Linked DNA regions of Mus musculus: all the other regions are linked to region 2. A link is a loop called in an ENCODE intact Hi-C map of the cell type or tissue named here. Cell type or tissue: left cerebral cortex. All regions are shown on one strand. Each heading gives the region's core, and the rest is flanking DNA. Links, peaks and the distances in the headings are about the cores only. Region 1 has its middle 5.6 kb from the start of Epop. Region 2 holds the start of Cisd3 (CDGSH iron sulfur domain 3). Region 3 overlaps Srcin1 (SRC kinase signaling inhibitor 1).

Region 1 (10,668 bases), core at 5,586-10,585, 57 kb after region 2:
GCACACATGCACAGGACAAGCATCCATGCAAGCAGGTGCACACACACACACACACACACACACACACACACACACACACCAAGTATCCATGCAACCAGGTGCGCACACATGCACAGGACAAGCATCCATGCAACCAGGTGCACACACACACACACACACACACACACACACACACGACAAGCATCCATGCAAGCAGGTGCACACATGCACAGGACAAGCATCCATGCAATCAGGTGCACACACACGACAAGCATCCATGCAAGCAGCAGGTGCACACATGCACAGGACAAGCATCCATGTAAGCAGGTGCACACACACACACACAAACACATGACAAGTATCCATGCAAGCAGATGCACACACACAACAAGTATCCATGCAAGCAGGTGCACACACACACACACACACACACACACACACACACACACAAACACATGACAAGTATCCATGCAAGCAGGTGCACACACACACACACACACACACACACACACACACACGACAAGCATCCATGCACGCAGGTGCACACACGCACAGGACAAGCATCCATGCAAGCAGGTGCACACACACGACAAGCATCCATGCAAGCAGGTGCACACATGCACACGACAAGCATCCATGCAAGCAGGTGCACACATGCACAGGACAAGCATCCATGTAAGCAGGTGCACACACACACACACACACACACACACACACAAACACATGACAAGTATCCATGCAAACAGGTGCACACACACAACAAGTATCCATGCAAGCAGGTGCACACACACACACACACACACACACACCCAAGTATCCATGCAAGCAGGTGCACACACACACACACACACACACACACATACACACACACACCAAGTATCCATGCAAGCAGGTACACACACACACACACACACACACACACACACACACACACACACACACAATATCCATGCAAGCAGGTGCACACATGCACAGGACAAGCATCCATGCAAGCAGGTGCACACACACACACACACACACACACACACCAAGTATTCATGCAACCAGGTGCGCACACATGCACAGGACAAGCATCCATGCAAGCAGGTGCACACATGCACAGGACAAGCATCCATGCAAGCAGGTGCACACACACACACACACACCAAGTATTCATGCAACCAGGTGAGCACACACACACACGACTAGCATCCATGCAAGCAGGTGCACACATGCACAGGACAAGCATCCATGCAAGCAGGTGCACACACACACACACGACAAGCATCCATGCAAGCAGGTGCACACATGCACAGGACAAGCATCCATGCAAGCAGGTGCACACACACACACACACACCAAGTATTCATGCAACCAGGTGAGCACACACACACACGACTAGCATCCATGCAAGCAGGTGCACACATGCACAGGACAAGCATCCATGCAAGCAGGTGCACACATGCACAGGACAAGCATCCATGCAAGCAGGTGCACACACACACACATGACAAGCATCCATGCAAGCAGGTGCACACACACAGGACAAGCATCCATGCAAGCAGGTGCACACACACACACACACACACACACACACACATGCACACGCACACACACAACTATTGGAAGAGAAACAGGGACTGGAGAAATGGCTCAGTGGATAAGTGTTGGTAAACCAAGTCACTCGGGATGACTGAAGAAAGAGAGACTCAAGTATGTAATGAAGCCTTCAGGAAGTGTGGGAGGGGGGCAGACTCTGTGAACTGAACCCATTCGCTATGCCGAAACATATTTATTGTTTGTTACACAAAAGTTATTTTTAGAGTAAGTCTCCCTTCTCATACCAGACCCAATGGCAATGCTAATTTTCCCACTACAGGTAAGATCACTTGTTGCTCTTGCAGAGAATCTGCGTTCCATTCCCAGGACCCACATAGTAGCTCACAACCATCTGTACCTCCAGTTCCAGGGGTTCTGACTCCCTCTTCTGGCTTCTGTGGGCACCAGGCACACATGTGATGAACAGACATATATGCAGGCAAAGCATCCACACACACAAATCTACAAAACTTATGTAAAAAATACTGCCGGGCAGTGGTGGCGCACGCCTTTAATCCCAGCACCTGGGAGGCACGGGCAGGCAGATTTCTGAGTTCGAGGCCAGCCTGGTCTACACAGAGAAACCCTGTCTTTTTTAATTAAGGGCTTCTGAAAGTCAGGTACTGAACAAGTGGGGCTTCTCACTAAAATCACCCATGTGGGACCTGTGTCCCTAAGTCTCCAAGAATGGAGCCTCCCTGAGGTAGAGCTGGTCTATCCATGCTCACTGCTTGTACCTCTGCTACTGTAACAGCACGAACATGTAGGGTTGCCACATGAAGCACAGGTTGGTGACACTTAAAGTGGTTGTGATTTCTTTGTTTATTCGTTTTGAGATGTGGTCTTAGTATGTAGTCCTGGCTGTCCTGGAAGTTGATGTCTAGATCACGCTGGTCTCAAATCTGCAGATTTCTGCCTGCCTCTGCTGAGGTTAAAGGCATGGCCACCACACTCACCTACACTTAAGTTTGAAATACAGTGATTGACAGTTTGTCTGGGTTCTGCTGACATGGTGACACTTCTTTGTAACCCTAGATCATGGGTGATGGAGTCAGCTGGATCAGAAATTCAAGGTCATCTTGACTACACAGGGAGTCAGAGGTGAACCTGGGTTAGATTAGGCTCTGCCTCAGAGAAAACCAAAGATGAGGGCAGGAGAGATGCTTGATGTCTAAGCTCACTGGATGCTCTTGCAGAGGACCAAGTTTTGGCTCCCAGCACCCACGTGGCAGCTCACAACCACCCAAACTCCAGTTCCAGGGGATCCAACACCCTTCTGACCAAGCAAGCACATGGTACTGAGCATGCACAAGGTACACAGGCATACATGCAGGCAAAACACTCAAACACGTGAGAAAGAGGAGAGAAAGAAAGAAAGTAAGGAGACATTAACCACTTATTAAAGTCAACAAAATTTAAATTAGGAGGTAATTAGAAATTTGTTTTTTGCTTGTTTAATTTACTTAAAAAAAAAAAAAAAAGATGTAGCTGGGCATGCGCCTTTAATCCCAGCACTTGGGAGGCAGAGGCAGGCGGATTTCTGAGTTCGAGGCCAGCCTGGTCTACAAAGTGAGCTCCAGGACAGCCAGAGCTATAAAGAGAAACCCTGTCTCAGAAAAACAAACAAACAAAAACAAACAAAAAAAGATGTATTTATTTTATGTATGTGAGTACACTGTCGCTGTCTTCAGACACACCAGAACAGGGCATTGGATCCCTATTACAGATGGTTGTGAGCCACCATGTGGCTGCTGGGAATTGAACTCAGGACCCTTGGAAGAGCAGTAGGTGCTCTTAACAGCTGAGCCACCTCTCCAGCACCTGCTTGTTTTATTTTTTGAGACAGGGTTTCAGCACCACTCAGCTTGGAATGATTAGAAATTTGTACATGGGCCTTTTTTTTTCTTTTGTGTGTTTGTTTGGTTTGGTTTTCAAAACAGGGTTTCTCTGTGTAGTCCTAGCTATTCTAGACCTCACTCTGTAGCATCTGCCTCTGCCTCCTGAGTGCTGGGATTAATATCATGCACCATCACAGCATGTATGTGCGTGCGTGTGTGCGTGTGTGTGTGTGTGTGTGTGTGTGTGTGTGTGTGTGTGTGCATGTGTGTGCACACGTGTGTGTCTAAAACAAGGTAGCCCTGGCTGTTCTTGAACTCCTGTTGACCTGACTGACTCAACCTCCCAAGTACTGAGATCACAGACATGAGCTTGCACTATTTGATATTAAAGGGTGACTGTGGACTAGAGAGATTGCTCACTGACTGCTCTTCCAGAGGTCCTGAGTTCAATTCCCAGCAACCTCATGGTAGCTCACAACCATCTATAATGGGATCTGATGCCCTCTTTTGGTGTGTCTGAAGACAGCTACAATGTACTCATATAAATAAGATAACGTTTTATTTAAAAAAAAAGGATGTCTGCAAATTCTTTTAAGCTTTATAATATTTGTGTGTGTGTGCACTGATGGAGATCGAACCCTGAGCCTTGTACACACTGCGAGAGTACTCTGCCAACTGAGCTATACATCCAAAGTCTCACCAAGTTGCCCAGACTAGTCTTGAACACAACACCCTCCTGCCTCTGCCTCCCACATTCAAGGAGTACAGTTGTGGGCCAGCATGCCCAGACCTTATGGTAACAAGTGTGGATTAGGCTGCCTGGGTTTGAACCTTGGCTCTGCCGCATGCCAGCAAGACAAGGCGAATAAATACAGGTAAAATAACAAAACAAATGAACACACACACACATACATGGACATGTACACATGTACACACACATACTTTTGCACGACACACACACATACACACACACACACACACACACACATGGATGCTCACAAATAAGTAAGTATAAAGTCCAACATAGGCCTCGTGATGTGTGGGGCAGCAAGGAAGCGCTCTCTAGATCACACAGGGCTCAGGGGCACTAAATCCCCGGCACTAAAAAGATAAATAAACCTAACAGAAACGCCCCCATTTAATCATCTGGCAACTCCACTGTCAACTAGATGTGTAAGAGAAAGCAATGCTGTGCAGTCAGATGGGTTGTTCTTCCGTAGCTGAGGTTGGGATGGAATTCCCTACACAAAGCCGCTGGCTGGCGTCAGGTTGGTGGTCCTGGCTGTGTCTCCTGAGTGCTGAGATTATAGTCCTGAGCCACCACACCCAGCCTTTGTCTTTTGAGATAGGATTTCTGATAGCTCAGGGTGGCTTCAAACTCTTTGTGTAGTCAGGATGATAACCCTGACTACACAATGCATTCACTTCCAAAGGCTGGAATTAGAGAAAAGCACCACCACTCCCAGCCCGGTAATGACTTGTGTAGGTGGGGATAACCCCTCCCTCGCTATCTTTGTCCATCGGGGATAACCCCTCCCTCGCTATATTTGTCCGTCCATCCGTCCGCCCGGGGTGTGTGTATATTAGAGCATATGTATGCAGATGTGTGTGCAGCCTTGTGAAGGCAGGAGGTCACTGGTACCTTCCTCTGCAGATACCCACCATATTTGCATACTTTTTGAACCAGAATCTTTCATTGACCCTGGAGTTCACTGAATGGCACCAGCTGGTTGAATAACACCAGGGATCCTCTGGTCTCTGCTTCGCAGCACTAGGGTTATAGGCTCTTGCTACCTCCCTCACCGTTTTACATGGGTGTTGGGAATCCAAACTCAGGTCTCCCGGTTCCACAGGAAGTACTTTACACACGGAACCACCTCTCCCTAGACCCTTAAAATATTTTTAAATCCTAGACCAGGAGTTCAAAGTTCAAGGCCAGTCTCCTTCATAGTGATTCTGAAGTTATAGAGACCCTGCTTCAACAAAACAGTGTGTGTGTGTGTGTGTCTGTCTGTCTGTCTGTCTGCCTTGCAGTGCTAGGAATGAAACCCAGGCCGTTGGACATGCTAAATAAAATGTTCTACCACTGAGGTACACAGACAGAAACTTAAATTCGAGTGTTCATGATCGTATTATTTATAACCAAGAAGTAAAAAACAACCCAAATGTGACTGGGTAAGCCAAGCAGGGTCTACCCATTCATACACTGAGATGTCACCCAGTAGCAAAAAGGAATAAACTACCAGTCCATGAGTGATCACTTGTGTACGGAAAAGCCTCAAAACCATTATACTTTTATGAAAGAAGCCAGGACAAAAGACCACACAGTTCCATTCCTAAGATGTGTCCAGAGATGGGAGCTCTATTCAGCCATTAAGTAGACTGGTCCCCTGGGCTTGGGGATGGGAGTTACTGCAAATGGGAATACGAATTCTCATAAGTGATATTTTACTTTTTTTTTTTTTTGAGACAGGGTTTCTCTGTATAGCCCTGGCTGTCCTGGAACTCACTTTGTAGACCAGGCTGGCCTCGAACTCAGAAATCCGCCTGCCTCTGCCTCCCAAGTGCTGGGATTAAAGGCATGCGCACCACCGCCCGGTAAGTGATATCTTACTAATAAAATTGGATTTTGGGGGTTGGAGAGATGGCTCAGTGGTTAAGAGCACTGACTGCTTTTCCAAAGGTCCTCAGTTCAAATCCCAGCAACCACATGGTGGCTCACAACCATCTGTAATGAGATCTGATGCCTTCCTCTGGAGTGTCTGAAGACAGCTACAGTGTACTTACATATAATAAATAAATATTTTTTAAAAATGGATTTTGATCCCAAGAGAAAATATCATGTAGCCCAGGTTGACTCTGAATTGACTATGTATGTAGCTGAGGATGGCCTGTACCTCCTGAGTCTCTGGCCTCCATCCCTGAGAGCTGAGGTTACAGGTGTGGCCCACCATGGCTGTTTTTATCCTCCTCCTCCTCCTCCTCCTCCCCATCATCAATGTTGCAGGAAGATGGAAGATAATTTGCACTAGTCATCTTTCTCCTTTTAACATGTGGGATCTAGGGACTGACCTGAGGCTCGGTGGTGTCTTTTTCTGATGAGCCATCGCTCTGGCTTGCTTTACATAGTACTGAGAATCAAACCCAGGGCCTCTTGCTAGGCAAGCAGTTCCTCAGCCTAGGATTAGATCACGAAGATGTGAGTTTACTTTTGTTTAATTAAGCCCTCATGATGGTACAGGGCTTGCTCCCTCCCTCCCTCCCTCCCTCCCTTTCTTCTTTCTTTCTTTCTTTCTTTCTTTCTTTCTTTTTTTCTTCCTTTCTTCCTTTCTTTGTATTTGAGGCAGAGTTTCTCTGTGTAGCCCTGGCTGTTCTGGAACTTACTCTGTAGACCAGGTTGTCCTCAAACTCAGATCTCTCTGTCTACCTCAGCCTCCAGAGTGCTGGGGGGAAATGTTTAAGTAGCCATTGGGTTCAGTATGGATTTATGTATCAGGAAAGCTCGTATCTAAGGTCTGGGGCGATGGCGGAATCAGCACTAGGACTGAGCATGACCTCCGGAGTCCATGTAAGTCACCTTGGATACCAACTCTACAGAACTGTCCCCTGCCTTCAACATATGCAGCATGGCACCTGTTCCCATGCATACAAAAACAATAGTAAGTAAGAATAAAGAGTAAATATTTTAAAAGCCCCAGTGTGGTGGCCTGGTTTCGTAATTCCTTGGATGGGGGTAGGGGGGTCGGGGGGTTCGGGGGTGAGGGTAGAGTCAGGTTGACTCCTGGGACCCACTGACTGACCAGCCATCCCCTCCTGATCCTCAAGCCTCAGGGCCCGAAGAAACACCCTATCTCAAAACCAAGGTGTAACATATAACTACATAAAAATAAGCAAAATTGGGGGCTGGTGAGATGGCTCAGCAGGTAAGAGCACCCGACTGCTCTTCCAAAGGTCCTGAGTTCAAATCCCAGCAACCACATGGTGGCTAACAACCATCCATAATGAGATCTGACTCCCTCTTCTGGAGTGTCTGAAGACAGCTACAGTGTACTTACATATAATAAATACATAAATTTAAAAAAAATAAGCAGAATTTTCACTGGGCAGTGGTGACACACGCCTTTGATCCCAGCACTTGGAAGGCAGAGGCAGGCAGATTTCTGAGTTCTAGGCCAGCCTGGTCTACAAGTGAGTTCCAGGACAGCCAGTGCTACACAGAGAAACCCTGTCTCGAAAAAAAACAAAACAAAACAAAACAAAAAAAGCAAAAATTTCAAAAAGCGGAAGGCTCCTGGGGAACAACAGTGGAGGCTGACCTCTGATTTTGACAATGTGCGTACACAGTCATGTGCCTTTGAATATACAGGAACATTCCATACGTTCACACAAAAATAAATTTAAAAACAAAGTATATGTGGTGGTAGACACTTATAATCCCAGCTACTTTGAAGGTTCAGGGCAGGAGGATCTGGAGTTTGTAGCTAGCACAGGCTACCAATTGTCACGGAACTGAACAAACCAAGAAACAGTGTCTGTGCTAGAAGAGCAGATCTGGGCAATAAGTAGCAGAATTCTTACAGATTAGTAAACACGAAATGCTGAGAAGTGGGGCTGGAGAGATGGCTCAGCGGTTAAGAGCACTGACTGCTCTTCCAGAGGTCCTGAGTTCAATTCCCAGCAACCTCATGGTGGTTCACAACCATCCGTAATGAGATCCAATGCCCTCTTCTGGTGTGTCTGAAGACAGCTACAGTGTGCTCATATACATAAAATAAATAAATCTTAAAAAAAATAATGCTGGGAAGTTCGGCCTGGAAGGCTAGGACAGTTCAAGGAAAAAGTTTACCCTGGGAGATCCTGGGAGGCCCCTCCCTTCAAAATCCCTGAACATGCTCCCTTCTCCCTTGGTTAAGAACTAGATGGGCTTCGAAGGAGAACTGTCTTCTGGGCTAGCCACCTCCCCCCCCCCCCAAGGGCCTTTCCTATTTCTTTTGTCCTTCCCTCTGGAGTGGCGTCAAACAGTTCCTCGCACCCAGCTTGTGTCTGTAGGGGAAGCAGCCACCCATCCTGTGGTAGGCGGAGGATGGGGGCGAGTGCCCTCTACTGTTCACTGTGGGAAGTGCAGCAGTTGGGTCGGCCCACGTGAGGGGATTGGTGCTGGGAAACTTCGCGTTCAGCCCTGCTGTTGATATTGTGAGAAAAGCACAGTTGTCCCATTTTCTGAAAGGGACGTTGAGACACAGCGTATCTGGGCAATCATAGCCGCCCCCACCAAGTCTTCTGAAAAAGATGGTACCTTGACGTCGGGTCATTTCAACTGTGGCATATACCCATTCCCCACAGTGTTTTTAACTGCTTCCATGTATTCCGGGAAGGGAAGGTGGAGGGAATTTCTCCTCCAGGGGAGAACTCTTTAACCGTGTTGACCCCTTCATTAAAACCCTTATCTCAGGGTTGGGGAGCTGGCAGCTTTGGAGTGGGAGAAGGGAGAAGCCTGGGAGCTGCATTGTTATATAATTTTCCCTGATTTATTCACACAGAGATCCACACCGTGCTGGGTGCAGGGCTGCAAATTCGAGAGACACCAGAAAACGGGGAAGAGAAAGGAGCCTCCCAGGCCAAGCTCCTGCAGTGGGCCAAGGCTGATCTCAGACATCTGTCACAGAACCTAGAGAAGAGCATGGAGTTAGATGTCTCTCTCTCTAAGCCAAAAACATCCTGCTAAGGCTTCCAACCCCCTCCCTAGTGCAGATCACCCACCTTCTATAATGTCTTCCAGATAGAGAGAGAGAGATTAAAGTAGGGTGAGGGCTCTATGGGCAAAGGAGCCTGGAGGTTAGATCCAGTTCAAACATGTGACCTGGCAGGACCCCAGAGGGACCCACCCACTTCATGACAGCTGTTCCTTAGAGGAAACCTGGGGTAGGGGAAGTGGGAGATCAGAATATTGAACCCTCTTCATCAGTAAGTCCCACTTTGAAGCTTTACCTTGGGTCTCTGCCAAGGAAAGGGTGTGTGTGTGGGGGGGGGGGGGGCCCATCCTCCCATCCCTTTCTTCTCAGGTCTTGTTTGATGTTATTTAGAAAAACAGTGTGTCTATTGTCACCGCTGGGAGGATGAGGATGCAAGCTGCATCATTTGTCCTGGTACAGAAAAAGCGATTGTACATGTTAAGTGTAGCACTCGGGAGGGTGAAGCCAGACGCTGGAGTTCCAGGCCACATGGTGGGTGAGACCCTATCAGCGAGGGAGGGAGAGCTTTCTTTTGCCCTGGCTCAGAAGAAAAATCTGTATCCCTCAGTCTCATCCTACCCCTAGTCCAAGCCAACATATAAATCTCGTGTACTTCTGCAGATGAAAAGCAGCTGTTTCTAACCTGATTTTAGGATGACGATGAATAGCCCAAAGACTCACAAATGTTTATTGTGCCGTTTGGGCAGTAGGGATATAGCAGTGATCAAGACTGGATGCTCTACTGGCCGCTGGGCTCGACTGTGCAGCCAGGGCACCAGCTCTTTCTAGACTCCGAGGAGAGGTCAGCACTAAGGAACAAGCCAGTTTCACAAATGAGCAGGCTGTGTAGGAACTAGAGGGGAAGAGATGTGAGAGATGTGTACATTATCAGAGCATGTTCTGGAAATTATTCACTTTTTGTTTGTGGATGGAGAGTAAGGTTTTTGGTCTTTTCCACCCATTCAGGTCGCTCAGGATCCAGATGGTCGAGTCCTGGGATCTGGAGGCTCCCAACGGTGCCAGCGCGTTGGAATTCCGTTAAGATGTGGGGCACTTCCATACTTCACCAAGAAAAGGAAACAAGTACGGAGAGAAAGTCAGCTTATTGTCTTCCGTGGGTGTGTCGAAGCTCCCCTTTCTCCAAATTTATTTTTTTCTTTTATGAATCTTGCACATATATAGCGAATTCCTAATCATTCACTCTACAAGCGTTTTTGTTTGCTTTTGAGTTCCCGAGTGCCAGGCCCCTGTTCTACCGGCCCTGAGCAAAGACCACAGGACACTCTTAGCAAGCGACTCCTTGCTACACCAAGCTCTTAAGCCACCGACGCTCGGCTTCATCTTTTTCCTCTACGTTGGTTTTGAGTTTGTCTCTCTGAATTCACGGAGCACCATTTTCTTCCAAAGGGCTGAAACAAACTTTCCCATTTTACAGATGCGGAAAAACCGCGACTTCTACTGGGTAAACAAGTGACTGGACCTGCGACCAGCTAAAACGATCCCAGGCCATCAACAGGCCACCAGGAGCCGTGCGTCTGGCC
Region 2 (10,393 bases), core at 1-5,000:
TGTGTGTTCACTCTGAACCCACAAGCACATTCTGGTTCCTGAAGCAACGTGACTGCCCAGGGCTGCCCCAGCTTTGGCCCACACTGTCCCTCCAACTTCCAACAGATCTCCCAGCTACAGTACTGTCCAGTGGGGACTGGGCTCAATCTCTGAGCTGCCCTACTTCCCTAGGTCCTCAGTCCCTTGTTCTATCTTTGACCAACCCCTCTGAGCTGTCTCCCTCTGCAGTCCCCAACGGCTCCAACGAGGACCGAGGCGAGGTCCTGGAACAGGAGAAGGGGGCTCTGGGTGACGACGAGATTGTCAGTCTTTCCATTGAGTTCTACGAAGGCGTCAGGCAAGTTCAACGTAGGCCCCTTTTCTACCCTGGCCCATTCTTCAAGACCCAGTCAGACATGCATTTGGCCCAACAACTCCATAGCCCTTAGCCTCTTTCTCTCTCTTCTTCCAGGGACCGAGAGGAGAAGAAGAACCTCACGGAGAATGGAGATGGGGACAAGGAGAAGGTGAGTGTTAGGGCCTGTCTAGCTGTGGGCTGAGAGTGCCATGAATGCACCTTCTCACTGGGGCCTCTTCCCCCACAGACAGGAGTGCGATTCCTGCGGTGCCCAGCAGCCATGACCGTCATGCACCTGGCAAAGTTCCTCCGCAACAAAATGGATGTGCCCAGCAAGTACAAGGTGAACGCCTGGGCCATCTCAGACACAGCTCTGTCAGCCATCACAGAGTTGGATAGCTGGGCCTGCAGGGTACTCTAGCCCCACTGTTGAGGATAAGACGGTTTGTAATTGTTTTAGTTGGTGTACAGAGGGCCTAGGGACAAGGATGTGTGCATGCAAATAGTGCTAGGCCTTTGATAGGGCCAAGGAACTCTAGGATACGGGCTGGTCGGCCATGTTGAACAGAGGATCCCTTGGAGGTCTCTGATGCGCTTGACTTTGCTTCTTTGACAGGCTCCTAGGTACAAGGCTTCCCTTAGCCCATACTTGGGTAGGGAGACAGTAAGTGCTGTGGCGCTCATCCGTCAGGTCACATGTTCCACATGTTCGGATGGTGGTATCAAAACTGCTTCTGTGATTCCCCTTAGGGGCACAGGCAAGAGCCTGGGTCAAAGCGGTCCTAGAAAGAGAAGCCTCCCCCCTCCCCATCAGTGGGTTAGGGGAGTTTCTTGGGACAATTCTGGAAGGGAAGTCACATCTACAGTAAGGAGAGGCCTCCTGGAGTCCACCTTTCAATTCACTTACCTCTATCCCCCAAGACTCCCAACCCCGGTGGCCAGGGTGCAGCTGCCGGGTCCCATGGGTGTCATCCCCTCCCTCCAGGTGGAGATCCTCTATGAAGATGAGCCCCTGAAGGAATACTACACCTTAATGGACATTGCGTACATCTACCCCTGGCGAAGGGTAAGCCTGTGAGCAGGTGGCAGAGGATGGGGGCAGTCCAGGGTCCTGCCTGGCCAGGCCTGGCATTGGTCAGTGGCCAGGGTGACATGAGGCACCCTCTTATGTCAGACACTCCATCCCTGGTCTCTGGAGCCAGGCCTGGCCCTGGTGAGCTCTAGGCCATTTCGTTCGTTTGTTTGTTTGTTTGTTTGTTTGTTTGAGACAGTCATTCCCTGGCTGGCCTTAAATTTGGTACAGAGTCCAGGCTGGCCTCGAATTCAGAGCAGTCGTCCTTCCTCAGCCTCCCAGGTGCTGCGATTACTGGCACAGCCCCCACAGGTCCCTTGCTGGTGCCCTGGTTGCTACTACTCAGATTCAGATTCGGGGTCAGCAATAGGGGCGGCTACAGTGGAACGTAATACCTTCCTTCCATAACTGCATGGTCTCCGCCCAACCCCACACTCTTTCTTCACTGGGTCTCTGTCTCTTCACTCTGCAGGGCTCAGACCTTCCCTTTGCTCCTGGTTTGAACCTTGGTTGGGTATAGGGATAGGGTCACCCCTGGTCCGTCTTTGTTCTGACACTCTCTTTTCTTACTGCTGGCCTCTTCCTTCTCACCACAGAATGGGCCTCTCCCCCTCAAGTACCGTGTCCAGCCAGCCTGCAAGCGGCTCACCCTGCCCACGGTGCCAACCCCCTCAGAAGGCACCAACACCAGCGGGGCATCAGAGTGTGAGTCAGTCAGCGACAAGGCTCCCAGCCCTGCCACCCTTCCGGCCACCTCCTCCTCCTTGCCCAGCCCTGCGACCCCATCCCATGGCTCTCCCAGCTCCCACGGCCCCCCAGCTACCCATCCTACTTCCCCCACTCCACCTTCAACTGCCGCTGGGACCACCACAGCTACCAATGGGGGCACTTCGAACTGCCTGCAAACGCCATCCTCCACCAGCAGGGGGCGCAAGATGACTGTTAATGGCGCTCCTTGCCCCCCTTGAGGAAAGGGACCCTCTCCTTCCGCAGCCATCTTTTCCCTCCTTTTTACTTTTTCTGGGCCCCCTTTTCCACTTTTGACTTTCCCTGGTTCCTCCCATTTTCAGAGTGGGAGGTGGGTTTTATAAATAAATCTATATATATATAAATATATATATGTACATAGGAAAAACCAAATATACATACTTATTTTCTATGGACCAACCAGATTAATTTAAATGCCACAGGAAACTCGTGTGTGTGTGTGTGTGTGTGTGTATGTGTGTGTATGGGTGGGGGTGTCTAGGTCTAGGGGGTCTTTGTAGTTCACTCTGCTCTTCTTGGGGGGTGTATCTGGTGGTCTTAAGGGGCCATTGGAAGTATTAATGTCCTTCCCTATGTCCCTTCTGCTTTCCAGGGCAGAGGGCGTGTTGGGTCCCCTAGCCCTAGCTGACTAGTGGGTCCATCTTGGCTGTTCCCCATACCTGTCCAAACCCCCACCCCCACCCCCCCGTTGTTGAATGTTCAGAGTTGCTGAGACAGTCAGTGCCTTTCACAAATGCAGTCTGTGTCCTCTGGCAGTGAGGACCAAGTGGCTGTGAAGAAGGCATTTCCCTCACCTCCTCAGACAGTGGAAGCCCCCCCCCCAACCCTCCATCCCTACCCTCCTGTGGGAGACCTGGCCCTATAAAGTCTATATGTGACTTTGGCATGGTGAACACTTCATTTTCTCCTGTCCTACCCCAACCCAAGAACGCAATCTAGCAAGACTGGAGGTGACACTCACTGGGGGCCTAGAGTAGAGGGTGGCCCCAGACAAGCACAGACTCCAGTTCTGCCAAAAGCCAACAGCCCTCCAGTCCACTGCCTCACCCCCCAGCTGAGGCCAGGCAGGGATAGGACAGAGGCATCTAGAAGCACAAGAAAATAAAAGAATGAGCTGACCCCAACTCTACCTGGTGGACCACCTATTAGGGGCAGACCTTGCTCTCGCCTGCTCTTCCTCAAGTGTACATAGATTTGGGGGGAGGGTGGGGGGGAAAGAGGACAGGGTGTTGGCTTAGTGTGTGAGGTTCTGAGCCCATGGGTCTGTTTGCACCACGTCCTGAGTCTGAGGTCCTGTGACTGTACCCTCCTGTCCTAGGTCATTTATATCTCTTGGCTTTGTAATAAATGCTGTGTACACTCTCAAGCCTGTGGTTCTTTGGGACAGAGGGAGGGGGAGGAAGAGGAGGAGGACGGTGAGGACGGTGGTATGCTCCCCAACCTTACAGTGCTAACTGGAGTGGATCTGAACTACCCTGCTTTGGTCACCAGACACCCTCCGCCTCCACAGATCATACTCTAGCAGAAGACCCATGAGCCTTGCCAGTGACCACAGAAACAGTTAGTTAGAGGGCAGGCCTCAGTGTTTATTGACAGCTTTACCGGATGCTGGACCTGGCTCTCAGCTGCCCAACAGGAGAATACAGGTTTTTCAGGGTACAATTGCTAACAAGATGGGGTCCTTGGAGGTTCCCTTCCATGTGTGGCTCAGCATTACTGCCTGGAGTCACAGTACCCCCTCAGAGTGGGGAACCTACTTCTGCTTTCTGTACCTGCTCACTCTTGTGGGTACCGTCACAGTAAGGGGGCCGCTGAGTGGCCTTGCAGGTACATAGGGCCACTGTGCGTGTCTCTTGGGCCTTGAACTTGAGTGGAGAAAGGCCAGTACGCTGGAAGAAGTGGGAGCCATCACAGAAGGGCTGGTGAGAGAGAGACAGAAAAAGGTTAGGGTGGGGAGTGGAGCATTCTCGTTTCCCCGAGCCCTGCAATGTGGGGGTCACAGAAAGGCTGTCATGAAGAGAATACTGTCTCTGTATAATGTTGCAAGCATTTCTCATTGGTCACCTTTGGGAGATCCAGAGACCAGGACAATTTGCAAGAACTGGGCCTCAAGTAGAGGCAATGCTACTACCCCAAGACACACACACACACAGACACACACACACACACACAATTTGCAAGAACTGGGCCTCAAGTAGAGGCAATGCTACTACCCCCAGACACACACACACACACACACACACACGAAGTCACACAACAACTTGTGGGGGCATGGTTTTCTCCTTTCACCATGTGGGCTCTGGGGATCACACAGGTCAGCAAGTAACTTTATCCACTGAGCACTTCCCAGCCAGGTTCTCATGTAACCCAGACCTTGAACACCAATCCTGCCTCTACCTTCCAAGGGCTAGGACAATGGATGTATGTCGCTACACCCTGTTTATTGCGTGTTGGGGATGGATAGATTCCAGGGCTTCCACACACTGCAGACAAAGGGTCTATCCACTGGGTTAGGTTCATAGCCTCACCTCAGTTTTTGTTTGTTTTGGTTTTCTTTTTTAACGGCTAGGTGAGGTTGAGTCCCCATTGGCCCATGAAAGCAACATTCTTTGCAATGTTCCTCAGGGAGGGAGAGAGCCCAGTGCGCAGTGCCTTTGTAGGGTGGGGTCAGTCTTGCCTGTAAGCAAGGGGGTGTCTACAACAGCCTGCCTAGAGTACCACTATGAATGTGAGCACCACATCTCACAGGAGAACCCTTCAAAGGATGGTGAAGACAGAGGCCCAAGGAGGGGAGAGGCCTTGTCAGGGGCAGAGTGTGCGGAGAGATGAACTAGTGAAAACTAGAAAACCAGCACCCTGCCTAAAGGGCATGGGCATGTACCCACAATCCTCTGGCTGGCATGCCCTTGAAACTGCCCCACCCTCTGGAATATCTGTTCAAAGGCCACAAAGGAAGCCTCCAGAGCTGGATTTATGGTCTCAACCACAGCATGGGAAACAGGACAGAGTTCTCCAGAATGAAAGGGAGAAGCTCCGGCTACAGTGAAGGGCTCCTGTACAGCTGGGATGGCATCGGATGGCAGCAGGCAAGCAGGAAAAGTCACATCCAAGGTGAAAAGAGACCTGGGAGGGGACATCAGGGAAGACTGAACAGAATCCTCCCAGCTGTGAGGACCAAGGCCTGGCACATGGGCTGCTTGGAAGGAGCAGGGCGGGCAGCCTTCGAGGAGACTGAGTCAGCCACAGAGCTGTGGCCCTTCTGTACCTCCTAGGCTCCTGGGGAGGGACATGGACATACACTGACAATGGCCATCCTGATAGTGGTGTCCCTGACCTGTGAGCTGGTTCCTGCCATCGAGCCCCATCCCCCAATTGTATGTATCTCACCTATATACAGAAAGAAGGGAAATGTGGACGGACTGAAAGTCCCCAGGATAGACCATGCTGACCCCAAGCACGTGGAGAGGAGGAGATGGATGTTTGCGTGTCACACTGCCAGGCCTAACCGTTAGCGTCAGAGATCAGGCTGTGTCACATCTAAAGGAAAAGCTACAGGAGTAACTCACCTGATTCTTGCTTCGGCCACATACACACCACCTGTAGGTTTTCCCGGCAACCAGCTCCAATCTGATGGGTGTCTTCTGTGCCACCACTGGCTTGGCTGGGTCTTTGGGGAACCATCGGGCCTATGATCAGGGTGGATGAGTGACTCGGGATGATCCCAAGTCTTGGATATACTTTTAGTTGGCGGGGGGTTCTGTAACTCTTCTTCAAACTCTGGGGCTTGAAATCAGGTGGCTGTCCTCCCCTCAGTGGGAGACCTGGTTCCTTGCCTTCTGCCCTCTGGTCCACCAAACCTTCCCTAGAGCATGCTGGGAGCAAGGGTCTCCCTGTCGCTGTCTTGGATGTAGCTCTTGAGGTTTGGGGAACTGATAGGAGTTGTGCTGAGATTAGACAAGAGGTGTACTCACCAGCCAAGAAGAGATTTCCCGCCTCTGATACGGCTTCGACAAGGCAGGCAGGCAGATATGATTTGGAAACAGAAAAATAAAATCAGTGGGGAAGGAGAGACGCCGGAAGCCCATCAGGGAAGGGAAAGACCACAAGTCAAAGGAGCGTGGGACCTTTTTTTTTTTTTTTTTTTTTTTTTTTAATGGTTGGGAAAAGGTTCAAAGAAGAGGCGCTGCGGATCTTGGCATCTACTCGGGAGCTCCCTCCGGAAAGACTGCCCTGTGGGGACGCGCGGCCGAGGGGTGGAGTCTGACCTGGGCCGGTGGAGGCGGGGCCGAACGGCCAGGGGTCACCAAAGATGGGACGCTCACCCAGACGCCGCGCATGACCACAGCATGCAGGCTCGTCCCCCACGCTGCGCATGGCCGCTCTGCGCGTAGCCGCGTCCGGGTCGCCGCCCTCTCCGCTCCGCCCCCAAGGAAGACACCGCCCAGGCCCGCACAGGATGGGCACGGCCGAGCCGCCCTGGAGTCGGCAGGTGCCACCCTGGCTCTAGAGTTCAAGGCAGTCAGTGTGTATGTGGATCTATCACTCTGCAGGGCTCTGACGTCTGCATCTTCACCTGCACCGCACATTCTGTGCACTCCGGTTTGAACTATTCTTACAAGTACTTGAGAAAAAGGGGTCACTGACCGTATCCTGTCCTCCTCCCTCGGGCCTCCAGTTAGGAACCCATCTCCCTCCCTACAATAAAGCCAGACAAAGCAAGGTCTCTTTGGATTTTCTTTTTTTAGTAAAACATTCTTTTATTAAAAGAACAAGTGCTGTTTACGAACTGCCCTTCGTACAAATAACATCCGTTATACAAAGATACAAGACCCAGGCTATGCACAATTCCAGGCTTGGAGGTCGCAGGGGAACACCGTCTCTTGGGCTGAGGATATAAAGGTTTCAGAAAGAATGAAAAATGAGCCCCTGGGTTTGCAATCTGTGGCTTCCCTTCCTTGCTCCCTTAGGAAGGGTCTGCTACATGGAAACAGGCTGGGATGGAAGGAAGGGAGCCACAGTCCTTCGGGTCTTCAGTCCCAAGTGGGGCTGGAGAAAGTGAACACAGGAGAAAGAGGACGGTCCTCAGTCCCCAACGCTTCAGTAGGTCAAGACAAGGTGGTCTGCTGGGAACTAGACACACCTGTAATCCAGGAGGAAGCGGCTGGAGGGAACAGAGGGACTCCCTGACCCCACCTCCCTCCGTCCTAGCGGGCACCTCTCCCTGGCCCCACCTCCCTCTGTCCTAGTGGGCACCTCTCCCCAGGCACCAGCAGTCTGTTACTCCCTTTGGCCCTCTGCACTCTTGGGATGACTGAGACTAGCAGGGCGGGCCTGTGTCTCTGAAAACAGGTCAGCATTTCCAGGGTGGGAAGAGGAAATGGAACTGGTAGCCTCTTTGGGCTCTCATTTGTCTAGGCCCTTCCTAGGAGTCTAGGGTGGGAACTCCCTGGGTCTTCACACAAGGAAGGGAAGGGATCACCAGCAGTAGACCCAGGAGCTTGAGAGGGACACCCACAAGCTGGGGGATGAGGGAGAGGGGGATGGGACATACAATTTATTTCTTCTCTTAAAGGCAACCCTTAAAGTGTCATTGTCTGTGGAGGATTCGTCAGCTCAGAGCTAAGACAGTCAGTGCTACATAGATACCTTCCCGCCACGGGCACAACCCTACTACACTCACACCACCACACTCACCACACACACAGGGACAGCCAGCCAACCAGCTGCAGCTAAAAGGCTTGACAGTCAGGCAGTTATGACCAGAAGGCCAGGTACAAAGGCTTGTCACTGCTGTTGCTGAGGTCACGTCACTCCTAGGTTTAGAGCAGTAGCCTGTAAAGCCAGCTCCAATGACCCCCTGATCAGCATCCATCAGCCATGACCCAGCCACCCCTGCCCTGGTGGGCACAGGCTCAGCATCTGTCACCCGCTCACCTCTTCTCACTTAGGGTGGTGACATTAAGATCCACTCATGCATTCTGAGACTCCACTTCCGCTCTGCAAACCACATCCTCCCCCTCCCAGATAGAGATGGCCCCAAATCTGCATCCTTTCTCTCCTTCTACCAAGCTCTTTATCAAAAAAAATGGACCAAAGCCAGACATAGTGGCACACACCTTTAATCCCAGCACTCAGGAGGCTGAGGCCAGCCTGGTCTACATAGCAAGTTCCAGGACGACCAAAGCTACATTAAGAGTAGACCTTGTGCCGGGCGTGGTAGCGCACGCCTTTAACCCCAGCACTTGGGACCTTGTCTTTAAAAAAAAAAAAGGTGAGGTCATCAGAGCCATTTTGCAGAACCCTGGTCCCTCCCAAGGACCCTAATTCTCCCTGTGCTGCGGCACCAGGCCACACCTCTCCTCATGTCTCAGGATATGGAATAGCACCACCAGCTCGCCTCTAATCCCAGCACTCTGGAGGCAGAGGCAGGCAGATCTGAGTCTGAGGCCAGCCTGGTCTACACAGCCAGTTCTAAGTCAGCCAGGGCTACACAGAGAAAACCCTGTCTCGAAAAACGCCTCCCCACCCCACCCCACCCCCAAAAAAGAGGAGCCAACACCAAACCATCCAGCCCAGAGGCCTCTGCAAGCCTGACCTGACTCTGTTAGGGCATCCTGCCTGGCCCAGAACAGGGAAAGGAGCCCAGGGAACTGCTGAGAACAGAGTTCCAGAGCCCCGAGCACCCCTGCGCCACAATGCAGGGTACTTGGCTCTGCGTGGGGCAAGGGTGTGGGCCTGGATAAAAAGGTCGTAGACGAATCTGAAGAATCACTGGCTCGTAGACAAGGAGGTCTACAAGAGCGGAAGAGATGAAGATGTCTTTCTAGTAATAGCAGTTAGAAAAGTATTTCTGAGGTCATCTCAACTGTCCCCCAAAGTCCTTCCAAGTGTCAAAGGGTTGCCTCTGAAGGGTCCCGGCCCATCCTATCTTATCCTATCTTATTCCTGTCTTATCAACAGGAATAGTATTTCCCAGATCATGGGGGGTGGGAGTGAGGGACAACAGTTGAGCAGCACAGGCAAAAATATATCTGTACTACGTTTCTGTCCTTGCCAAAAATATACACCTTTTCTTTATTAAAAAAAAAAAAAAACCAAAACAAACAAGCAAAAAAAAAAAAAAACAACAACAACAAAAAAAACCCCCAACAACAAAACTCAAACGTAAACACACCAAAATGCACACATGCAGAGACCCACAGACATGAGCAAGGGAAACTGGAACTGACCCTCAGTCCCAGCCAGTGCAACCAAAAGGGACACAAGGCCTCCTTGGCGGTGCTCCGTGTCCCACTCAACGTTTTTCATTACCGCCCTGGGCAGAAAGTCTCTGCCACTTATTACTACACCCTGGAAAATAGCTGGTGGGGTAAGGGGTGGTTGTTAGCTTAAGTGGCTCTACTAGCTGGTGAAAGGATTCAAGAGGCAGGCTAGCTACTTCGGAGAGGGAGACTTTTGCTAAAAAGAAGTGGCACTTTACCCCTCCCCTACTCTCTTGTGCCAGGACTGATCAAACTAACAGTGGGGGAGGAGGCCCTGAGGGGCCCTGAGGTGGGGTAGAGGGGAGGGAAGGTAGGGTATTACCCTGATTCAGAGCCCCCAGCCCCTAGGAATTCTCCAATACTGGAGGTACTGGTCTGTTGTTTGTTTTATGTTTTTTATAAGTTAACCATTCATGCCCTGGAAAAGGAGCAGAGTTGGTGAGGGGGTAGAGGATGCAAGAGCTAGGAGCTCCTGCCCTGGTACTGGCCACTGCCCCGGTACTGGCCACTGCCCCAGTACTGGCCACTGCTCCTGTCCTTGCCCTTGGCTGCCCCAGGTCCAGAGGAAGAAATGACAGATAGACAGACAGGTTAAACAGACTAACCATCTCTCTCTTTTTCTCTCACTCACACACACACTCACACACTCACAATCTGTGGAGTCAGGCAGCCCCCTCTCCCCACCCTCGGCACTCCTCAAGCCAATAGTGCAAAAAGGGGCAGGGCACCCAGGTCAGCACGGGACGTCCCCAGCCAGCCCCATCATGGGGCCCCAAGAAGTGCTGTCCTGCCCTTCCTCAGCCCCCCACATCTGTAGGCTTTTCCAAGCTCAGCTTGTGACCCTCAGTGGGAAGGGATGATAAGAAACAGTCAAAGGGATGGATCCCTTCTGCTGGGAAGAAACGGAAGGTCAGGTGGGCCCAGCCCTTTCTCCGTAAGAAATTTCCACACAGG
Region 3 (10,668 bases), core at 2,741-7,740, 160 kb after region 2:
CTCCCGCCCTTTGCTTCTCCGTCTCCTGCCACCCCCTCCTCTAGCGGCTGTCACTCCCCAAGTCCTCGCTGCCCTCAGCGCTCTTTCTCCTTTGCTATACCCTAGCATCCCCTGCTGGCCCTTACCTCTCGGCCTCCTCTATCCAATCCTTTTTTCTTCCTCATTTTATTTCTTTCTCCCGGTGTTTTCGCCAGCCCCTCCAACTTTCCCGACCTTCCTGCAGTTTCTGCTCTACCAGCTCCTGCCCCTAACGCCATTTCTGCGTCCAGACTCTAGTTGCCTGGGGTCTGGTGGGTGCTCGAAGAGGCCGGCTGCGAACCGGCGGCATGAGGAGCGCGTGGGTGCACTTGCACTCGGGGGCGGCCTCTGGCCTCAGACCTTGTCATTGTGGGACGGATGCCGCTCCTGAGGGCTCACCACACTCTCCTGGCGTGAGGTGCATTGGCAGAGGCAGTGAGCGTGATGGGCGCGTCTCCTTCGCAGGGGTCCTGTTCCTGCAGTTTGGAGAGGAGACACGACGTGTACACATCACGCATGAGGTCAGCAGCTTGGACACGCTGCACGCACTCATCGCGCACATGTTCCCTCAGAAGCTCACCATGGGCATGCTTAAGTCGCCCAACACCGCCATCCTCATCAAGGACGAGGCTCGCAATGTCTTCTACGAGCTGGAAGACGTCCGGTGGGCGCGGCTCCAGGGGGGTGGGTGGACTTCCCCACACTCCTCTGAAGAGCTCTGGACCCTTGGTGGTCCTTCCCTAGGTCAATCTGCACCCTATCTTCACCCTTTGCCTTCTGCAAGCCCTAGTGCCCCGCCCTCTCTGCTCAATCTTCCAGTTCTGTGGGTCTCCACTAACCTAGGCTGTGAAAGTGGACAGGTGGAGTCTCTCTCTCTCTCTCTCTCTCTCTCTCTCTCTCTCTCTCTCTCTCTCTCTCTCTCTCTGTGTGTGTGTGTGTGTGTGTGTGTGTGTGTGTGTGTGTGTGCCTGCCCCCATCCGTTTGCAAGTTTGCTTGCTGGTAACAGGCATCCCAAGGTACCAGGAGACACTGAGCACTGAGTGTAGGAGTTAGGAAAGGGGAAAAGGGTTCTAGCTGCTGCCCTTCCCATCATGCACAGCTGGGGGCCACATAGTGACCCTCTGTCCCTCTCTCTACCTGACAGGGATATCCAAGACCGAAGTATCATTAAGATCTATAGGAAGGAGCCGTTGTATGCTGCTTTTCCTGGCTCACACCTCACCAACGGTGACCTCCGGGTATGTCTGAGAGCACCCAAGACACTGGTGAGATTGGGCAAGTGGGGTCTAGGGAGAATATAGAACTAGGGTGTTTTTGGAGATGGGAGTCTGAGACAAGGTGCCCTAGTTAATTGTGCACCCCACAGCTCACCTACCTTCCGAATTGTCCACTCAAGATTTCTCTAAGGGGCCTTTAGATACTGTAAGCCTTCTCTCCCAGCCTCTCCTTTCCTCTTCTTCCTGTTCCCATCAAGGACGGGCTGAGGGGTTGCCTTTCTGGTGTCTGCCAGTTTACTCCCATGCAGGAGTACTGATGGGCAAGGGGCCCAGGATAGACTGGAAGAGGAAAGAACAGAGCCTAGTTAGGGGAAAGAGTGGGGTGCTGGCTTCTCAAGCAAGGAGAAAGAAGCCGCTTTCGTGACCTGCTCCATGGGCTTTTCGGGCTGTCTTCTGCTCAGAGAGAAATGGTTTACGCGTCGCGGGAGTCGTCGCCCACGCGGCGCCTCAACAACCTGTCGCCCGCATCGCACCTAGCATCTAGCTCCCCGCCTCCAGGGCTGCCATCGGGGCTGCCTTCGGGACTGCCATCGGGCTCGCCTTCGCGTTCACGCCTCTCCTATGCTGGGGGCCGGCCGCCCTCTTACGCCGGCAGCCCGGTGCACCACGCGGCTGAGCGACTGGGAGGCGCCCCGACCGGCCAGGGCGTGAGCCCCAGCCCCAGCGCCATCCTGGAGCGGCGCGACGTGAAGCCAGATGAGGACCTGGCGGGCAAGGCTGGCGGCATGGTGCTGGTGAAGGGCGAGGGCCTCTATGCCGATCCCTACGGGCTGCTGCACGAGGGCCGTCTGAGCCTGGCCGCCGCGGCGGGAGACCCATTCGCATACCCGGGCGCGGGCGGCTTGTACAAGCGGGGTTCCGTGCGCTCTCTCAGCACCTACTCCGCTGCCGCGCTGCAGTCCGACCTGGAGGACTCGCTGTACAAGGCGGGCGCTGGCGGCCCGCTCTACGGAGACGGCTATGGCTTCCGTCTGCCGCCCTCGTCCCCGCAGAAGCTGGCCGACGTCTCGGCGCCCTCCGGGGGACCTCCACCCCCGCACAGCCCCTACTCCGGGCCACCCAGCCGCGGCTCGCCGGTGCGCCAGTCCTTCCGCAAAGATTCGGGCTCCTCGTCGGTCTTTGCTGAGAGTCCTGGAGGCAAGGCCCGCAGCACCGGGAGTGCCTCCACGGCCGGAGCACCACCTTCTGAACTCTTCCCTGGACCTGGGGAGCGCTCCCTTGTAGGGTTCGGGCCGCCGGTGCCAGCCAAAGACACAGAGACCAGGTGAGGAGACATAGAAGCCACAGAGGAAGGATTTGGACCTGCAGAGGGGTGGCAGTATCTTCCGACAAAGGAGGTGGCTAGAGTGTCTCCTATCTGGCAGGGAGGACATTGGAGGGATGGGTGAAGCCTCAAGTGATACTTCTAGAGACCCACGTTTGTATTTATTTCCTTAGCCTTAGTTTACCCAGCAGTAAAATGGAGCGCTGACCCTGCCCCTTTATTAGTGTTGGGCGGGCAGTGAGCTGTCCAGCACATAGCCCCGCTGAAATCCACTGGAGCAGGCTCGGGACGGGGGGGGGGGGGGCGGAATTGGGCTTTTTTGTGTTTGTGTTTCATGTTCTTGGGACCGGGTCTTGTTGGGTGGCCGAGGCCACCCCCCCCACACACACACACAACTGCTGGGATTTCAGACATGTGTAGAGGTGGTCCTGGTGAGAGAGGCAGAGGAGAGCTAGGGGGTTTGATCCCGTGGGCCAGTCAGGGGAAGACTAACTGTCCCCTAGTTGCTAATCTTAGAGGTAGGAAGTAGGTTGGGCAGGAGGGACACGCTTTTACAGGAGGGGCTGATTCCCACCCTCCTCCCCAGGGAACGCATGGAGGCTATGGAGAAGCAGATTGCCAGCCTCACTGGCCTAGTACAGAGTGCCCTACTGCGAGGCTCAGAGCCGGAGACCCCAAGGTGAGAGTCCACCCCTTCCCGCCCCCCCTCAACACACTGTCAGGGCCTGAGTTTGAGGCAGAGATACGGACAGTGAGCTAAATTAGAAGCCCTGTGTCTACTGTGTGACTCCGACTCCCTTCTGTTTTCCCTGGCTCTATCCTAAGATCAGGGAGCTGGGTGATGCTTAAGGTCCCATTCAGCTTTGATGGCCTGAGGCCAGTCCAGGCCCCCGTGGACATTTTCTATTTTTTTCCTTCACAGTGAGAAGGTTGAAGGCTCCAATGGAGCAGCCACTCCCTCAGCACGTGAGTGACTCTTCTCTTCCTCTCAGAGTTTTAGGGTTAGTTTCCTAATCCTTAACTGGAGCTTGAGTAGCTACATCATGGGCGAGCCACAGATTTCCACTTTACTCCTGCGAGAACTCACCATCACTTGGGGTAGACAGTCATAACCAGACAGTGCCTCTCTGGCTGGGGGTGGGGCCTCGAGTGGAGAGGCCCCGCCCCTTCCCTTTTTGCTCCACTCTCCTGATGGCTCATTCTTCTGGTCTCTCTCAGCAGTGTGTGGGTCAGGCAGTAAGAGTAGCGGGGCCACTCCGGTGTCGGGCCCTCCCCCGCCCTCGGCCAGCAGCACCCCTGCAGGGCAGCCCACTGCTGTCAGCCGTCTGCAGATGCAGCTGCATCTGCGTGGCCTACAGAACAGCGCTAGCGACCTGCGTGGCCAGCTTCAGCAGCTGCGCAAGCTCCAGGTACCGCCCCCTCCCCGCCCACCGCACACCCCACCTACCCCACCCTCACCTACCAGCTGTAACCTCTCTGCAAATGCTGCCCCACCTTTCCCCAGCATTTCGCTCCAGCGAGCGGAGTCCCTCATTGCTCAGTGGTCCTTCTTCAGACCCATTGTCTGCCTCCCCTTCTAGTTTCCACTTAACTATTAAACCTCACCAAGCCCCGACACGTCATTGAGTCCTAGTCCCCTTCCTCATTTCTGAGCTGTGCCCACCACTCCCTCCATGCACTATCCTTTGCGGTGGTCCCAGTTCCTTCAGATCCTGTAACCTTATTCCCCAAGTCTCCTCAGCTCCCCCTTTCTGAGCCTGGAGTGGCTGTCCCTCCCTGCCTGGCAGATGGTTCCACCTGTCAGGAGCCTGGCATCTTCGTGCCGGCTCTTCAAGAGGGGCTTAGGGCTTGTCAGGTGAGGATAATGAGCAGAGACAAGCTGGGAGCGGAGGGCAGAGAGCTGCCATCTGGGCCACAGATAAGATCTTGGCCACCCACGTCAATTGGGGCACTCGTCTTGCAGTTCCTACTACATCGGCAGACCCTATAGATCTCACTTTGAATCCTTCACCTCAGGTCTTGTCTCCACTCAGGGCTTCTTGAGGCCACAGGTCCACAGTCACACTGTCGTCAGGGCCTTATCTAGTGTTACTCTTTGGCCACAGAAATTCTCATCCTGTTCTTCTGCCCCTATATTTCTCCAGAATATAACCTTGATCTCCCTGCCCAGCTGTCCCAGTCTTCGCCGCTGCTCACAGCCATGTCGCCTTGGGTGAAGCCCAGTATAACTTTGCCTCCTCCATGAGCCTTATCATCCCTGGCCGGGATCTCCTATTGGGTTCTCCCCAACTCCTCTCTCTACCTTGCCACGCCTTCGGGGCAGCACACACCCATAGCCCAGCAACCCAGTCTTCTGTGAAGCTTTGCTTACGCGGGGCTGCCCTCTGCCCACCCTTCCCAACATGCGTCCTCCTTCCACCCGGTCCACGCGAGCATTCTTGCGTTCCGCAGCTCCAGAACCAGGAGTCGGTGCGCGCGCTGCTGAAGCGCACCGAGGCGGAGCTGAGCATGCGCGTGTCGGAGGCGGCGCGGCGGCAGGAGGACCCGCTGCAGCGGCAGCGCACCCTGGTGGAGGAGGAGCGTTTGCGTTACCTCAACGACGAGGAGCTCATTACTCAGCAGCTCAAGTGAGGCTGGGTCCAGGCGTGTAGGGGTTGCGGGGTGGGGAGAGGACCGGAGACTTCTCAGGGGAGAAGGGGGCACGATGCGGCTTCGGTGAACAGCCTGGCTCATATGGAAGGTGCAGGTCCTTTATTTGAAATCACAGATGACGTTTGTTGGTGTTCTGAAGTCTGATTTCACCCTTCACTGTGGCCTGATTTCTCTATGACCCACAAACCTTTGGCCATCTGGCACAATTCCTGATTTCTTTTTTTCTGGCTTGGTGCCTGCCTCTGCCATGGTATCGCTTCCTATGGCCTGCTGCCTACTCTCATAACGCCAGCCGTCTGTTTTCCCTCTACCCTGTGCCTGCTTTCCTTCTGACCTAAGACCAATACAGCTTCACCCTTGGGTTGAACCAGAAGGTGCAACGACAGGGATGTTGTCACATGCCCAGGTGGTTCCTGACCCCTTACCACCCTGATCCCTGAGACCAAGCATCAAAGAAAACCCTTCCCTTCCTCTGCAAAGTGAAGCCAGGCTCTAGTAGTCTTGAAGAAGGATAAACAGAGAATAACCCAACCCTGCTTAGACATGGAAGGGTTAACAGAAGACTGTCTGATCCAGATTTAGCAAATGGCTGTCTGGCCACAATTCCATTGTCTGGCACCTGCGAAGGGGGATGCTGCAGTTTTCCCCTGTCCATTCAGGAAGCAGCGCCATCATCTAACCGCAGCCTTTTCTCCTGAGTTGTTTGGGCTGAGGCAAAGGCCCCTTCCTTTCTTGTGGTCCTTTTTAGTGACACGGGGCAGTAGGGGATCCAGAGACAGCTCCAGAATCTAGGGGCTACGTGAAGAAGGTGGCTGCCACCCCCTCCGTGCTTCAGCATTGTCATCAGTGCTGATATTTTTACAGTTCTTTTGGAAACAGCTGAGGGCCTGACTGTGCTAAGGGACTTAGAACCAGGGAGCCAAGAAAACTGTTCTAGGGTGCTACCCCACTAAGTCATATTTGGGGCCTTACCGGGGCTTTATGAGGTGGTCACACAATGGGGTCCCAGGTAAACCTGGTATGCATTTTGGTAATGTTTAAGGTAAGATCCTGTGTCACACCCCCCCATGCAGCTGAAATGCAGTGAGGAGCCCCCTTACATGGTAATGAGCCAGCAGCAGTAACTCCAAGTCACCATCCTGTCTCGGTGGGATGACGTAGTGACAGCCACCGCAGATCTTTAAGCAGACCGGAGACTGCCACGCTGTGTCAGGGATTCTGTTTCCTCCGCTTCCCCATCTTTTCCTTGTCTCTTTCCGTTTTGCATAGAGGAGCTGGGCCAGGATTTTCAAAAGGAGTTAGTCTGAGACATTAAAGAGAAATTAAGGGGGGGAACCATCAAAGCTCTGGGGCAAAAGAAATGAAAGGACCGATCTGTGCTCTTGTCTTCATGACTGTCTGGTCCTGGGCTTCCTGGGAGCCTCAGTTCTCCAGGAACACAGAATCCTCACCCCATCATACCCACTGCCTGGACTGCTCACTGTAGAGAACCCAGGGACTGATGGTGGCACGTGTCCACCTTGAGTGAGGCAGGGGCTGGGCCGTATGTTGGTTCTGGACTAGCCTTAAGGACCATCACCCGCCTCCTGCCTTAGACACGGTGAAGAGTCCTGCAGCCCCTATGCGCTCCCCCCCCCCCATATTCCTTTTCCTCTGTTCCTTCCTTCCTCTTTTCTGGCAACCTGCTGGCAGTTGAGCCTGGGTTTTGGTTTTATTCCTGCTGGGCCCACTCACCTGACCGTCTAGCCAACGCCTTGGGCTTTGTCTAGATAGATATGGTCCCCTGACTGAAGCCTGTTGACTCCTGGAGTCTGTCTGCTGACCCAGAGCTCTGGGTTTTTGTTTTGTTTTGTTTTGTTTTGTTTGCCCCATGTGCTGGAGTGAAGTTGCGTGGGACAGAAGGTAAGTGAGACCCTTTAGTTTGGAAGTGAGACACTACAGAGACACAATGGCTGCAGTCCCACACGAGTACATACTGCCACACAGAATAGTTGTATGACCTTGAACTAGTTTATCTCAGCGCTTTTTCCACCCCCCTTTTCAAGGTCAAACCTCAGTTAGAGTTCCTTATTTCTTTAAGGCAGATGCTATAACAAAACACCCCTGAGTCCTTTAATGGTTCTAAAGCAAAGGACTTTAGCTGGGTGTGGTGATGTAAGCCTTCTACTCTCAGGAGGAGGGCAGAAGTGTCTTTAGTCAGGCCATCCTCAGCTACATATATATCTTTAGCAAGCCTGGGATATGTTGAGATTCTACTGCAAAAAAATTAATTAAAGGTGCTAGAGAGACGGCTCAGAGAGATAGCTTAGGAGTTAAGAACATTTATTGCTCTTTAGTAAAAACAACAACAACACTGCAGATTTAGTCCCCAGCACCCACATGGTGGTTCACAACCACCTCTTGTTCAGAGGTTCTAATGTGAGTGCTTTTGCCTTCTGCAGGTGCCAGGCCAGCACACAGTACCTACACACACAGGTTCACTTACACACCTAAAGTTCAATAAATACATCATTCTTTAAAAACAAAAAGATAGATCTTTCTTTCTTAGAAAACGCTGTAGATGGGTTTGCAATGCAGATCTAGACGGCAGAAGGTTCCGCCATGTTCAACATACACCTCCTCCAAAGTTACCCAGGCCATGGTTCTTCATAACCAAGCAGAAAGGGCAAGGACATAGAGGAAGCTTGCATGGCAGGTCCTCATGGGCCAGATCCAGGAACGTGACCTTTCTGTCCCGACTTCCCTGTGTAGGCCTCCCTCAGGTGAGAGGCCACTTTTTACCCTCCTTTCTGAGACAGTGTTTCTCTGTGTAGCCCTGGCTGCCCTGGAACTCACTCTGTAAACCAGGCTGGTCTCGAACTCAGAGATCATCCTGCTTCTGCCTTCCTCGCAAATGCTGGGATTAAGGTGTTCACCACCACTGCCTGGCTTGAAAGCCGGCTTCTAATTGCAAGAGAAGCTGGGAAGTGTAGCCTAGTCTTTGAACCACTGTTTGTCCGTGTGTCGGCTGGAAGCAGCGTTCCCACCGACAGGATTGTTTTAGGGTTAAAATAAGGAAATGCATGTACTGTACAGGCCTGACCATCGGGTGCCAACCTGGTGAACAGGAAATGCTTAACGCAGGGTAGTTCTTTAGCCAGCAGCGCTGAATCTCAGGACTTTGTCCTTGGCTCCGCCCTGGTTTGTGTTTTCATCGGCTGGTTGGCCGGTGATGTCTAAGGCATGCTCGTGGGATTGGTTGATGACACTGAACTTTAAAACAGAACAGACGTGCCGGATGGTAAGACAGATTCAAGTCATTTTCACGTGGGCTGTTGGGTTGAAATCTAACAGATGACATGAATGTATGTAAAGTCCCGCACGTGAGTGACAGATGATTCAGAGTGCAGCTTTTAATTTTGATCTGATTCTGACTCACGGGTAGGACTGCGATGACCAACCTGCTTGTAATTCTTTCTCTCACTTCTTCATCCTGTGATATTTAAAATATTTAATTTGGTGCTGGGAATCCAACTCAGGTCCTCTGCAAGAGGCAGCAAGCGCTCTTAACCACGAAGCCATTTCTCCTTAGTTTACCTTAGCCTCTACCTTAGTTTTGGGAACCAGGTCTCTCACTCTCTGCCTCCTCCTCCTCCCCCAGCGCTGGGGTTGAAGTTTTGCTGTACTATGCTCAGATTTTAGATGGGTGTGGGGATCTGAACTCACGATCTCAGGCTTGCCCAGCAAGCACTTTGCCCACTGAGCCATCTCCTGGCCCTCCCACCCACACGTTAAGAGCTTAACACAAGGATTGGCGCCTTGGTTTGTGATTCTTGGGCTGTTTGTTTTGAGACATCTTGTTGTAGCCCAGGCTGGCCTTAAACTTGTGCTCCTGTTCTCCCAGCCTCCCAAGTGCTGAGATTACAGGCTCATGCCACTCTGCTCCGCCCCTGGTTTTAGGAAAATGTGAGATCCTAAGTGTTTACAGTGAACCAGCTGAAAACCCAAGGCAGTTGTAGCCTCAGGAAGAGAGACTCTGTGGCACGATCGCTCTGACAAAAGGTGACACTCGTGGCTGTGCCCTCAGAAGTGTACAGCTGTCTCTAGGTCCCTATGAGACTGTATGGCCTCCAGGCTCTCCAGTGTGTCTGGGGAAGAGTCTGAGGTTTCTCACTGAGGGAAAGGCAGGAGTGCTGATATTATTGTATATCAGAGCTTGGGGGGTGGGGCGGACTCCTTTCAGGAACTATTTGAAAATCTTATTTTTGAAATCCAGCATTTCCAATTTCACATGGATGTGTAGCCTGGGGAATAGATTTTAATTTTGTGACTTGGTTTTGTTTTTTTGTTTTGTTTGAGTCAAGGTCTTACTATGTAGCCCAGGCTAGCCTCACTGTGTCTGTCTGTCTGTCTGTCTGTCTGTCTGTCTGTCGGTCTCCCTCTTTCTTTCTTTCTTTCTTTCTTTCTTTCTTTCTTTCTTTCTTTCTTTCTTTCTTCCTTCCTTCCTTCCTTCCTTCCTTCCTTCCTTCCTTTCTTTCTTTCTTTCTTTCTTTCTTTTTCCGAGACAGGGTTTCTCAGTGTAACCTTGGCTGTCCTGGAACTCACTTTGTAGACCAGGCTGGCCTCGAACTCAGAAATGCCTGCCTCTGCCTCCCAAGCGCTGGGATTAAAGGCATGCACCACCACTGCCTAGCATGGCCTCAGTCTTTCAACAATCCTCCTGCCTCAGCTTTCCAAGTGCTAGGATTACAGGAGTAAACCATTACACCTGGCTGCCGCTTTTAATTTTGATCTGATTGGTGACATGATTTCTTCCCAGCTGCTCGATTTCTGGGGGGACCTGGCTGGGGCCAGGAGGGGCTGAGAAGGATCTTTCTGTGCCTGCAGTGACCTCGAGAAGTCAGTGGAGAAGATCCAGAGAGACGTGGCCCATAACCACCGGCTAGTGCCGGGTCCTGAGTTGGAAGAGAAGGCGCTGGTGCTGAAGCAGCTTGGGGAGACGCTGACGGAGCTCAAGGGTGAGCCTGCCCTGGCGAGGCTGACCTAAGTGTTGGGGGTGTCCCTGCTGTGCCCCAGTTCCTCAGTCTGCCTACCCAGCCAGCTTACTCCCCCTCCCCTCTCAGCTCATTTCCCAGGCCTGCAGAGTAAGATGCGGGTGGTGCTGCGCGTGGAGGTGGAGGCAGTGAAGTTCCTGAAGGAGGAACCTCAACGCCTTGACGGGCTCCTCAAGCGCTGCCGGGGGGTCACTGACACGCTGGCCCAGATCCGAAGGTCACTCTCTACTTGATCTTTAGTTTCCCATGGGATTACACACTGGGCCCAGACCCCTTATCCTGACTCCTCGGCAGAGATCACTGTGTGCCAGCTAGCTCTGCCCTTCACTTCGGACCTGTGACCCCTGCATGCCTTGGCTTCCCCTCACATACCTCTTTGGGCTCCCCCATCTCTCCTGCAAGTTCCCAGAGCCTCCCTGATGCC

Evidence for each region. Peaks named below come from ENCODE experiments on the same cell type or tissue, not always from the same donor. Only the 100,000 strongest peaks of a DNase experiment are listed, where the experiment ranks them.
Region 1: a loop joins it to region 2, with 4 times the contacts of the local background. A loop is called at or near these places in 38 of 42 quality-filtered maps.
Region 3: it touches region 2 in a loop (1.9-fold over the local background); 2 of 42 quality-filtered maps call a loop at or near these places.

What each region holds. Positions count from the first base shown.
Region 1 is chr11:97,629,953-97,640,620 of GRCm38, reverse strand. No RefSeq gene overlaps it. Among named protein-coding and RNA genes, the nearest start is that of Epop, 5.6 kb to the right of the region's middle. In left cerebral cortex, for the core only: a CTCF peak has its summit at 8,499 (motif pointing left); DNase peaks (open chromatin) are centred at 8,531, 8,916 and 10,143; H3K4me3 peaks cover 226 bases; H3K27ac peaks cover 2,282 bases.
Region 2 is chr11:97,681,971-97,692,363 of GRCm38, reverse strand. It overlaps Cisd3 (CDGSH iron sulfur domain 3), which reads right to left and starts at 6,431. Exons shown (of 3, transcript NM_001085500.3): 1 at 6,149-6,431; 2 at 5,744-5,863; 3 at 3,739-4,096. The coding sequence starts at 6,262. The coding sequence ends at 3,917. It overlaps Pcgf2 (polycomb group ring finger 2), which reads left to right. Exons shown (of 10, transcript NM_001163308.1): 6 at 229-337; 7 at 452-506; 8 at 585-680; 9 at 1,323-1,403; 10 at 2,006-3,541. The coding sequence ends at 2,377. It overlaps Mllt6 (myeloid/lymphoid or mixed-lineage leukemia; translocated to, 6), which reads right to left. Exons shown (of 20, transcript NM_139311.2): 20 at 6,906-10,393. In left cerebral cortex, for the core only: CTCF peaks have their summits at 2,130 and 2,333 (motif pointing right); DNase peaks (open chromatin) are centred at 2,105 and 2,315.
Region 3 is chr11:97,526,322-97,536,989 of GRCm38, reverse strand. It overlaps Srcin1 (SRC kinase signaling inhibitor 1), which reads left to right. Exons shown (of 20, transcript NM_018873.2): 6 at 484-682; 7 at 1,163-1,256; 8 at 1,697-2,559; 9 at 3,146-3,238; 10 at 3,482-3,525; 11 at 3,778-3,968; 12 at 5,011-5,186; 13 at 10,078-10,208; 14 at 10,314-10,461. Among named protein-coding and RNA genes, the nearest start is that of 4933428G20Rik, 31 kb to the right of the region's middle. In left cerebral cortex, for the core only: a CTCF peak has its summit at 5,127; DNase peaks (open chromatin) are centred at 3,747, 5,093 and 5,403; H3K4me3 peaks cover 447 bases; H3K27ac peaks cover 2,506 bases.